2 separate regions of the Homo sapiens genome follow, and region 2 is linked to region 1. Evidence: chromatin contacts called from ENCODE Hi-C or POLR2A ChIA-PET data. All regions are on one chromosome and are shown on one strand. Each heading gives the region's core, a stretch centred on a gene start or an enhancer-like site at or near the end of the contact. The rest is flanking DNA. Distances are from core to core; before and after follow the strand shown.

Region 1 (5,099 bases), core at 914-3,413:
AAAGTATCTGGACATGGTGATGGGCACCTGTGGTCTCAGCTACTTGGGAGGCTGAGCTGGGAGGATCACTTGAGCCTGGGAAGTCAAGGCAGCAGTGAGCCATGATCGGGCTACTGGATTCCACCCTGGGTGACAGAGGAAACCCTCTGTCAAAAACAAAGAAGGCCAGGCACGGTGGCTCATGCCTGTAATCCCACCACTTTGGGAGGCCAAGGCTTGAGCCCAGGAGTTTGAGACTAGTCTGGGCAACATGATGAAACCCCATCTTTACCAAAAATGCAAAAATTAGCCAACCTCATACTCAGTCTCAAAATAAATAAATAAATAAATAAATAAAAATTAAATTAAGGCCGGGCGTGGTGGCTCACGCCTGTAATCCCAGCACTTTGGGAGGCTGAGACGGGCGGATCACGAGGTCAGGAGATCGAGACCATCCTGGCTAACATGGTGAAACCCCGTCTCTACTAAAAATACAAAAATTAGCCGGGCATGGTGGCGCGCGCCTGTAGTCCCAGCTACACGGGAGGCTGAGGCAGGAGAATGGCGTGAACCCGGGAGGCGGAGCTTGCAGTGAGTCGAGATCGCGCCACTGCACTCCAGCCTGGGCGACAGAGCAAAACTCCGTCTCAAAAAAAAAAAAAAAAAAAAAAAAAAAAAAAAAAAAATTAAATTAAAAAATTAAAACAAATGAAAACAAATCAAATAACCCAATTTTTAAAATGGGAAAACAAATATTTCTTTAAAGAAGACATACAAATGGCCAATAGGTGCATGAGAAAATGCTCAATATCATTAGTCATTTGGGAAATGCAAATCAAAACCTCTGTGAGATACCACTTCGTACCCACTGGGATAGGCAAAGATGTGGAGAAATTGGAACCCTCAAACATTGATGGTAGAAATGTAAAATGGTGCAGCCACTATAGAAAACAGTTTGGGGCTGGGAGCAGTGGCTCACGCCTGTAATCCCAGCACCTTGGCAGGCCAAGGAAGGCAGATCGCTTGAGGTCAGGAATTCGAGACCAGCCTGGCCAACATGGTGAGACCCCATTTCCACTAAAAGATACAAAAAATAGCCAGACGTGGTGACAAGCGCCTGTAATCCCAGCTACTCAGGAGGCTGAGGCAAGAGAAACACTTGAACCCTGGAGGCGGAAACTACAGTGAGCCGAGATTGTGCCACTGCACTTCACCCTGGGTGACATAGGGAGAGTCTTGTCTCAAAAAAAAAAAAAAAATTAAAAAAAATTTTAAAAAAGAACACAGTTTGGTGGCTCCTCAACGAGTTAAACAGAGAATTGCCACATGACTCAGCAATCCCACTTCTAAGTCTATACCCAAAAGGATTGAAAACAAACAGGTACTTAAATAGTTGTACACAAATGCTCATAGAAGCACTACTCGCAATAGACAAAAAGTGGAAATCACCCAGATATCCATCAATGGATGAATGGGTACAAAAAAATGTGAACATTATTCAGCCATTACAAAAAGTAAAGTGCTGATGCATGCTACAACATAAATAAACTTTGAAAACGTTATGGTAAGTGAAAACGGCCATACTTAAAAGGTCAAATTTTGTATGATTCTATTTATATGAATGTCCAGAATAGGCAAATCTGTAGACACAGAAAGCAGCTTGTTGGATGCCAGGGGCTGGGGAGGGTGGAGGGATAATGGCAAGTGACCACTAGAGAGTATGGGGTTTCATTTCGGGGTGATGAAAATGTCCTGGAATTAGATAGTGGTAACGGTTGCACAACTCTGTGAATACACTAGAAAACACTAAATGTTGTATTTTAAAAAGGTGAGTGATATGTTATGTGAATCATATCTCAATTGAACAAAAGAAGGCTGTAGGCTGGGCATGGTGGCTCACGCCTGTAATCCCAGCACTTTGGGAGGCCGAGGCAGGCGGATCACCTGAGGTCAGGAGTTCAAGACCAGTCTGGCTAACATGGTGAAACCCCGTCTCTACTAAAAAGTACAAAAATTAGCCTGGAGTGGTAGTGTGTACCTGTAATCCCAGGTACTCAGGAGGCTGAGGCAGGAGAATCGCTTGAACCGGGAGGCGGAGGTTGCAGCCACTGCACTCCAGTCCAGTCGACAGAGCAAGACTCTGTTTCAAAAAAAAAAAAAAAAAAAGGCTGTAAACTCCTTGGTCAATTGTGAGAACTTGTTCTCCAGCGCCCCCTATGGGGGATCACAGACTCTGTTGCCTCCATGTTGAAGGACAGGATAGCCAGGGACCTGGAACAAGAGCCCTGGCAAAGTAGCTTGAGCAAAAGGGAAGATTTGCCAGATAGATGCAGAAATATCTGATGGTACCTGAGGGCAGCCAGGGCAGGACTTTCAAGGCAGTGAAGACACAAAGGGGGAAGCTGGCCGGAGCCCAGGCAGCCCCTCTCCCAGCCTCCTTCCTTTCTCTGCCCCAACCTCCTCAGGCTCCAGGGACTTCTGTTTTTCTCTGTTATGTAAGAATCCTCATGACCAGTCTGAAGGTTCTGTCTGCTTATCGGTGGCTCACCAGTGGAGCCCTGGAAACACCCGACCCTGGCACTCTATGTTCCAGCTCTAGGAGATAGTGGACCTGCCTGGCTTCTGGATTAATTCTCCGTGGTCAAACGTCCACTCAAAGTCCGATCAGCTGGACCTCAGAAGAGGCTGGAAATGGGCTGCTCCTCTTGGATCCTAAGGATGGTTTGTGTCACTAAGCAGGAGACAGACAGGGCTGAAGAACACAGAAACCAGGAACTCAAATATGCTGTGTCTCTTCTCTCTGTTTCCCTCCCTCTCAGCTCTCTCCCTGCACTGCACACTGGCAGCAGCTCCAGACCTGCACACCCTGGAGAAGGAAGGATTGGGATTCTTCCACTTCCAACCCAGTGAATCTGAGGGAAGAACTCTGCCTAATCCAGCTTGTCCTGAGGTCAAAGAAGCCCCAGAGGAAGGGTGATAATACTGCTAGGGCCCCCTCTATAGGCGTGTGCATGGGGTGGAACAGTTCCCAAGAAGGGGAGGGGAAGGCACAACTACAGTCATCTACTACAAGATCTATAAAAGCTGGGGAGAGGGGTTGAGGAGAGCATAGGACCACCAGCCTGTCTGATCAACATGTGAGGCCTTCTTGGAGGAAGGCAGGATTTCCAGAGTGTTTCCATGGTAGGAACGTTACTATTTGCCATCAAATTGCAGGATTGCTAGAACATGGGATTTGAAACCCCCTCAATGGATTCTGAAAATCAGGGAAGGTGAAGGGAAGACCTCATCAATAAGATACCGTAATACACAAGCCTGTTAGGAAGCTACCATGTGCTCGGTACTTCCCATTCCCCGAGCACCTCCTCAAATGAGTTCCTTTCACTGTTTTTCAGATAAGGGAAACTGAGGCTCTGAAAGGCATACTTATCTGAGCAGAGCAGGATCCCTGGAGGGCTCAGACTCCAGCCCAGACCCCTTCTATCATGGTGTACTGCCCCACCCTTTGCAGACCTCTTAGGTGGTGGGGGATCAGGCCTGGGACTAGATGAGGGGGACTGGATGTGTGTGGCCAGATGGGAGCAGCCTAGACCTCAGGAACTAAAGCTGCAGGGCACGTGGCCTTCCCTAGGCACTGCAGAGCTCTGTGGGAACTGATGAGGTGGGAGGAGGCAGTGTTTCTATGTGTGGGAGATCATATCCTTCCAATAAACACATGCGTGAGGGGCCTGGGGCTCCTCCCTGTGACTGAGGCCATTTGTTTCTAAGCAGTAAACTGTGACTGACCTGGAGACCAACCAATGCTTCCAGGGAAGATGCTCATCGGATGCCCTCCAGCTTCAAGATGGCTTCCTCAAGGGCCTCCCCAGCTCCCCACTCCAGATGTTGGGGCCCTTCTGTGACCACCATCTTTGAGGTGACAGGCCTGTGAGTGGTCAGTTTGTTCCAGAGAAGTCTTTGGGAAATGCAATCACTGTTTACACATTCCTGTTGGACTCAGATTTAGGACAGATGAAGCAGATGTGTCCTGGATATCCCAGAGGGGAGGGCTGGGCCCATGGGAGAAGACACAGGAAGGAATGTTCCGACTCAATATGAAGAGAGACTTCCAGGGGTTATAGACGTCTCTAGAATGAATGTGGGTTACTCTGGAGGAGTGAGCTCCCCTTGGTCTGAGGTATACAAGCTGAGACTGAATGTCACCGTGGAAGACAGATGAGGAAGGAATCACAGCAACACAAGTGAATTAAACTATGAGACTTTCAAAGTCCTCTCCCAGGCAGGGCCCAGTGGCTCACACCTATAATCCCAGCACTTTGGGAGGCAAAGGCCAGAGGATCGCTTGAGCTCAGGAGTTCGATACCAGCTGGGCAGCATAGAAAGTTTTGAAATGTTCTACAAAATAATTAAAAATTAGCCGGGTGTGGTGGTGTGTGTCTGTAGTCCCAGCTACTCAGGAGGCTGAGGTAGGAGGATCTCTTGAGCGAGGGAAGTTGAAGCTGCTGTGAGCTATGATCATGTCACTGCACACCAGCCTGGGCAACAGAGCAAGACCCTATCTCCAAAAAATAAAATAAAAAGAAAATGAAGTCCTCTTCCAGCCCTGATTTTTCAGGTTTCTATACTCTTCCTCTTGCAAGCTTTATTTCCACTCCACTATCACCTTTTGGTTTAGGGAAACAAATTATGTGATGAACATGGCTTCTGGCTTCTCAGTGTCCTTCCTACCCTCCCAATGTTCAGGAACTGCTGCCATGCAGTTCTAGGTGGGGAGGGGTGGGGGGCTTGTCCCGCCCCCAGCACTAGAGGAGGCCCTAGTTTGCCTCAGTCAGTCAGCATAGCCACATCTCTTGCCACAGTGGCTGCTGGGTGGGCAGTACCTGAAGACCAAGGCAGTCCAGAGAGAGTATTCGCTGGGACACAGGTTTTGGCTCCGGTGGAGGCATGGAGCTCAGCAGGGTGAAGCAGAGCAAGGCCCAGGACTTGTGTGTGATGATGGTGGGAGGGAGTGTCCCCTGTCTTTGGCCTGACGGAGGAAGCACATGCCCTGGTGCGACAGATGCGCTCGTGCCCTTGCTCATATTCTCCTATCTCGTATTACCAGCTTTTGCTTTTTATTT
Region 2 (5,099 bases), core at 1,002-3,501, 240 kb before region 1:
ATGAAGTCTTGGGAAAGACACAGTAATGATTTGAGAGCTGCCAAAGATCACCTGAACTGCTTGCAAGTGGAGGCCTTAAGTGTTTGACAATGATTTGTCCTTGCTGGTAGGTTAAACACCCTCCCATCTTTGGGCTCATTCAACACTCAGGGTCCCATGGATGATGAATAGCAGAGAGCCTGGGTCAGCCCCAATTTCAGATATTTTTTCCAGAAGCCATTCAGCTGTTTCATAGAGAAGGGTGGTCATTAAAAAGCATGGATTCTGGAGTAGCCTGTCTGGGTGTGAATCCCACCCAGCCCCCTAATCACCAGTTCTGAGACCTTGGAAGAGTCAGTTAACTCCTTTGTGCCATGGTTCTCTCGTTTGACAAAAGGGGATTATAATAATGCCTACATCATAGGTTTTAAGTGGGTTAAGGTCTATACAGTGCTTGGAACAGGGCCAGGTGTATAGGACATGCTGTATATGCGTGAGAAATTTTATTCCAGCCTGTTGGCATTCATGCTCTCTGAAATGCCTCTCATACCTGGAGGTAGCACAAAACCTAGTGTTGTAAAAATATGGAACCCTTATGTGTAGGTAGGGCCAAGGTAAATGCCAGTCACACCACCTCCAAGGGTGTGGAGATGAGTGGGACCCTGTTAACTAAGGTGGGGTAAATGGGGTCTCCAAGACAGCAGAGGTTTAGATGGGGCTAAGAATGCATCCCCCCTTTCCCCAAAAAAGAATCTGAGCCACTGTGCAGGAGGCAGGCAGCCCTGCAGAAGGGGAAAGTAGAGAGCTGGCAGAGGGAGGCTGGACAGGGCCCACAGCACCCTGTCTGTGCCCTGGGCAAGGGATGTTTGAAGGCCTCTGTCTCACCATTCCCATCCTGTCTGTGCCCTGGGTGAGGGAAACCTTGAGGGCTTCTGTCTCGCCAAGTCTTCCCAGCAGCCCAGCTCAAAATTATTCAAAGATTGGTAGGAGGAAGAGAAAGTAACATTTAAAGTACCATTTATTGAGCTACTGCTTCATGCCATGCATTGCAGCTGGGTATTTTATGATCCTCATGAGAATCCAACCCATTCTATAGATTAGGAAACTGACGCTCAAAGAGATTTATTCACTTGTCCAAAGTAGCTCAACCCTTTGTATAACAAGGCAAGGGATGAGTGAAGACATGGCTCTGAGTGGATGGATGTGTGGGCCCTTGAGTCTGAAGAGAAGAAGGAAGAATCAAGAGACTGGGGGAGGAGGGTTGTGGACCTGGGCCTGCCCCAACTCCAAATATGGTGCTCCTTCTCCTCCTCCATGGTTGTGCCTTCTTCTCTTCCTCCTTCCCTGGGATCAGACTCATTGTGAATGTGCCTCTTGCCTGTTCCCAGGGCCCATCTGGCACACAGGGGCAGGGAGGAAGGCTCAGGCCAACAGACCCCTGCCCTCTTGCCCCTGTGAGCTGCCCAGGTCAGCATGCATGGCAGAGCAAGGGCTCGGAGGTGAGGGTTCAGGCCCTGGAAATGGGTCTCTGCCTGCAGGCCCCTAGCCCCTCCTTGCCTCCACCATTTCAGTGTTCCCTGAGTCAGGGCCAGCTAGCTTCTGGTATGGGGCTAGTCTCAGGCTATGTAGAGCCCAGTGCTGGAAACCAGAATTGGGGGTAGCCTAGGACAGGGACCTGAGCTTGGGCTTCAAGATCAGGCTGACGTGGGCCTGGTTTAGCTCTGCAGCTTCCATGCTATATGTATCCCCGGCCTCATCTCCCAGCCTCTCATGAAATGATAGGTACCAAGTATGTAGCATAAACTGCCATCTCATGAGGGCTCTGCATGTAATAGTTCTGATTATTTTGAAGTCCTGCTTTACAGTCCAGGCTCTGAGACCTACTTGCTATGTGACTGTATGCAAATCACTCTCTCCACTGAGCTTGGGGTCCCACAGATCTAGAATCCAGCTCTCCTGGCTGGAGCAGCAGCAATTCTGTTTCCATGGTAACCCAGCTGTCTCTCCAGGGACCATCTGGATCTCCTCACCCTGACAAGGTGCGGCCCAGGCAACCAGGTGTTTGTGTTTTGCAGTGGAAGCTCTGCAAGGTGGTAATTCCCCTCACTGGGGACAGGGCGGTGGCCAGGCAGATGGCTGGAGGGAAGCAGAGCCTCCTTGCCGGCTGCCTGTGCTGTTCTGAGCCCAGAGAGACACAGAACCCAGAGCTCGGGAAGTCTGGCCACGGCTTTCCTTGAAGAGTTATTAACAGATGCTTCATTATATTCCTAGGAAAGCTTCCTGGCTTGTTGAGGCTGGCCAGGTGAGAAACACTGCCTGGGGCTGGACTCCTGTAGGGAATTCCAGAGGACCCAGTCTCACCTGTTTGGGATGAAGAGACACTATTGTCTCTGCAGGAAACAGGAATTACTGGGGGGAAACATTAGCAGTCTGCCTTTCAAACAGGCACATAATTATAATGACGGCAGAAACTCAGCGCACAGGATAAGCTAAATTCACCCCTTCAACGTAAGCTCATGGGTAGCTATTATGTTTAGACTCTGTGATCCGTACTTAGGGAACCCTGTACTCCCAAAGGAGCTCACAGACCCAGACCTGGCAGGGACATGCTTAGGAAAAGATGGTGTCAACAGACCCACAACACAGAACCACACTGTGGGGTGGGGAAGCAGAGAGGCGGGACCAGCCACTTCCAGCAGGAAGTTTCCAACCTGGACTGGGTTGGGACGGTGAGGGGATAGTCATCTGCCATCAGTTTACATAGGTGAGCCCCTTGACTTACAACAGCCCGCAACAGGGATCCCCTGTGCTTCTTTCCCAGGTGAGGAAACTGAGGCTCAGAGAGGTTAAGTCCCTTGCCCAGGGTCACACAGCTAGGGAGGGACTGAGCCAGGATCAGAACTGACTCGTTGCACCCTGTGTGGGGACGCTGCCCTCCTCCGTAGGTTGCCCTGGGAGGCTCCGGCCGAGCAAAACAGTTCTCTGCCTCTGTCCTTTTGGCTCTTTCTCTCTCTCCCCGCCCCCCTTTCTCCTTCCTCTCTTTCACTCTCCCCGTCTCCTTTCTCCTCCTTTCCCTCTCTCCCCCACTTCCTTTGTCTCTCCCCTTTCCCCTTGGGACCACTGCTCCGTGCACCACAGGTCCTGCTGCTCGGCTCTGCCAGGGTCATCTGCAGCGTCTGCTCTAGGTGGCCGGCTATCTGCTCACAGGCTGCTGCCCTGCTCCAGCCCTGGGCCACGCCCCCAGAAATGCCTGCTGTTGTTTAGCTCTGCCCCCTCCTGAGGACCCTCAGCCAAGGAAGTGACATCATTGCATACATTCCCATTTCCTCCAGGCTCCGTGTGGTCTTGAGCCCACTCTCAGATGTGCGCCCCAGATGTTTAGAATCACTTCCTCCCAATTAAGCGTCTGCCGGGAGTCGAGGGGCCCGCCTGTGTGCAGGGTCCATGTCTGTTCAAAAGGGTCTCAGAAGAGAGAAAATGGGAACTCCTCCCTGCACAGACGGCGGGAAAGTGGTTCACTGTTGAGCTCCCTGGGGAAGCCGGGAAGCCAGCACTCTGAAGCATGCTGGATGCGGTGGAGGTGGTGCCTGTGCTTGATTGTCCGCCCGTGTGGAAGCGCGAGGATGTGCAGGTGGCCCAGTGGTCTCCAGGGAGAGATTTGAGTGTCAGGGCCTCTGTGCCTAGTTCTCCTCCCTCTCCAAATGGAAAGAGAACTGTGGGAGGAGAAAAACAAAAGAGAAGAAAGACACAGCCCCTCTAAAGAAGGAGGGCACAGGTGCCAAGGTGGCCCCATGGGTCAAGGCCCAGGGTGTGGACCCCTCCTCCGAGGGCACTCATGCCCTGCTCGGGCTAGGCTAGGTTTTAGGGTTCCGGTCCTGTGCCTCCTCCTGGGGTGCCTTTGCTCTGTGTCAGAGTCACATGTCCACACAGCTAGGCAGATGACACAAAGATGGCATCTCACTGAAGATACAGAAGTGATCAGGGGCACCAGAGTGCCCAGCCCCACCAAGGGGACAGCTGCTACACAGGGGCCACCTGAGGCCATGCGTGACACACACCCAGAACTGCCAGCACTTGTGATTCCACAAGAAGCTTGGAGTTATTGTTTTTGTTTTTGTTTTGAAACGGAGTTTCACTCTTGTCATCCAGGCTGGAGTGCAATGGCGCGATCTCAGCTCACTGCAACCTCTGCCTCCCAGGTTCAAGCGATCCTCTTGCCTCAGCCTCCCCAACAGCTGGGGTTGCAGGCAACCACCACCATGGCTAATGTTTGTATTTTTAGTAGAGATGGGGTTTCACTGTGTTGACCAAGCTGGTCTTGAACTCCTGAACTCAGGTGATCTGCCCGCCTCGGCCTCCCAAAGTGCTAAGATTATAGGTGTGAGCCACCATGCCCAGCCTAGGAAGCCTGGTGGGGGGTTTTGTTTGTTTGTTTTTTGTTTTTTTTTGTTTTGAGACGGAGTCTCGCTCTGTCACCCATGCTGGAGTGCAGTGGCACGATCTTGGCTCACTGCAACCTCCGCCTCTCGTGTTCAAGTAATTCTCCTATCTCCGCCTCCCAAGTAGCTGGAATTACAAGCACACGCCACCACGCCTGGCTAAAATACAATTTTTAGTAGAGATGGGGTTCCACAAAGTTGGCCAGGCTGGTCTCGAACTCCTGACCTCAGGTGATCCACCTGCCTCAGCCTCCCAAAGTGCTGGGATTACAGGCATGAGCCACCGTGCCCGGTCATGCCTGGTGTTTTTAATGCTATTGACCACTCCTGTGCAGCTAGTCCAGTGAGACTGAGGCTGGCTCTTGGGTGGCCAGTGGAGGCACTGGGCTGAAATCATTTGAGGAACAATGGACCCATGAATGATGGGAGGAGGGTCAGTTTTTGGAGAATCTAGTGGAGGTTGGCCACCTTGAGCTTGCCTCCTGCTCTCCTGCTTTAGAGCTGTGTGACTTTAAGGAACTGACTTAACCTCTCTGATCCTCAGCTGTTGCATCAGGAAACGGGGCTAACTGTAACCCTCGTTTGGTGCTGTCTGCGTTGAGGATTAAATGGGAGGATATAAGGGAAAACTGTGCCCTGCATGTAGTGAAAACTCAGTGTCTTATTTGCTACATCCCAATG

The links. A loop is a pair of places that touch in the nucleus more often than their neighbours do. ChIA-PET counts read pairs that join two places held with the same protein, here RNA polymerase II (POLR2A). Pooled maps may share reads with other maps.
Region 2: a loop to region 1 is called in a pooled map, with 2.1 times the contacts of the local background. The contact joins two enhancer-like sites. A Hi-C loop is called at or near these places in 1 of 168 maps with a recorded cell type or tissue (ovary) and 5 of 50 pooled maps. POLR2A ChIA-PET finds 5 or more read pairs at or near these places in 2 of 52 experiments (A673 and WTC11).

What each region holds. Positions count from the first base shown.
Region 1 is chr10:79,465,393-79,470,491 of GRCh38, forward strand. No RefSeq gene overlaps it. Among named protein-coding and RNA genes, the nearest start is that of ZCCHC24, 22 kb to the left of the region's middle. Within about 2 kb of position 2,164, at least 16 of the 41 ENCODE cell types and tissues checked have a DNase peak (open chromatin) inside an H3K27ac peak, as active enhancers do.
Region 2 is chr10:79,227,165-79,232,263 of GRCh38, forward strand. The region is part of intron 7 of ZMIZ1 (zinc finger MIZ-type containing 1); the gene reads left to right. Among named protein-coding and RNA genes, the nearest start is that of PPIF, 120 kb to the right of the region's middle. RefSeq lists an enhancer at 3,068-3,362. Within about 2 kb of position 2,252, at least 5 of the 41 ENCODE cell types and tissues checked have a DNase peak (open chromatin) inside an H3K27ac peak, as active enhancers do.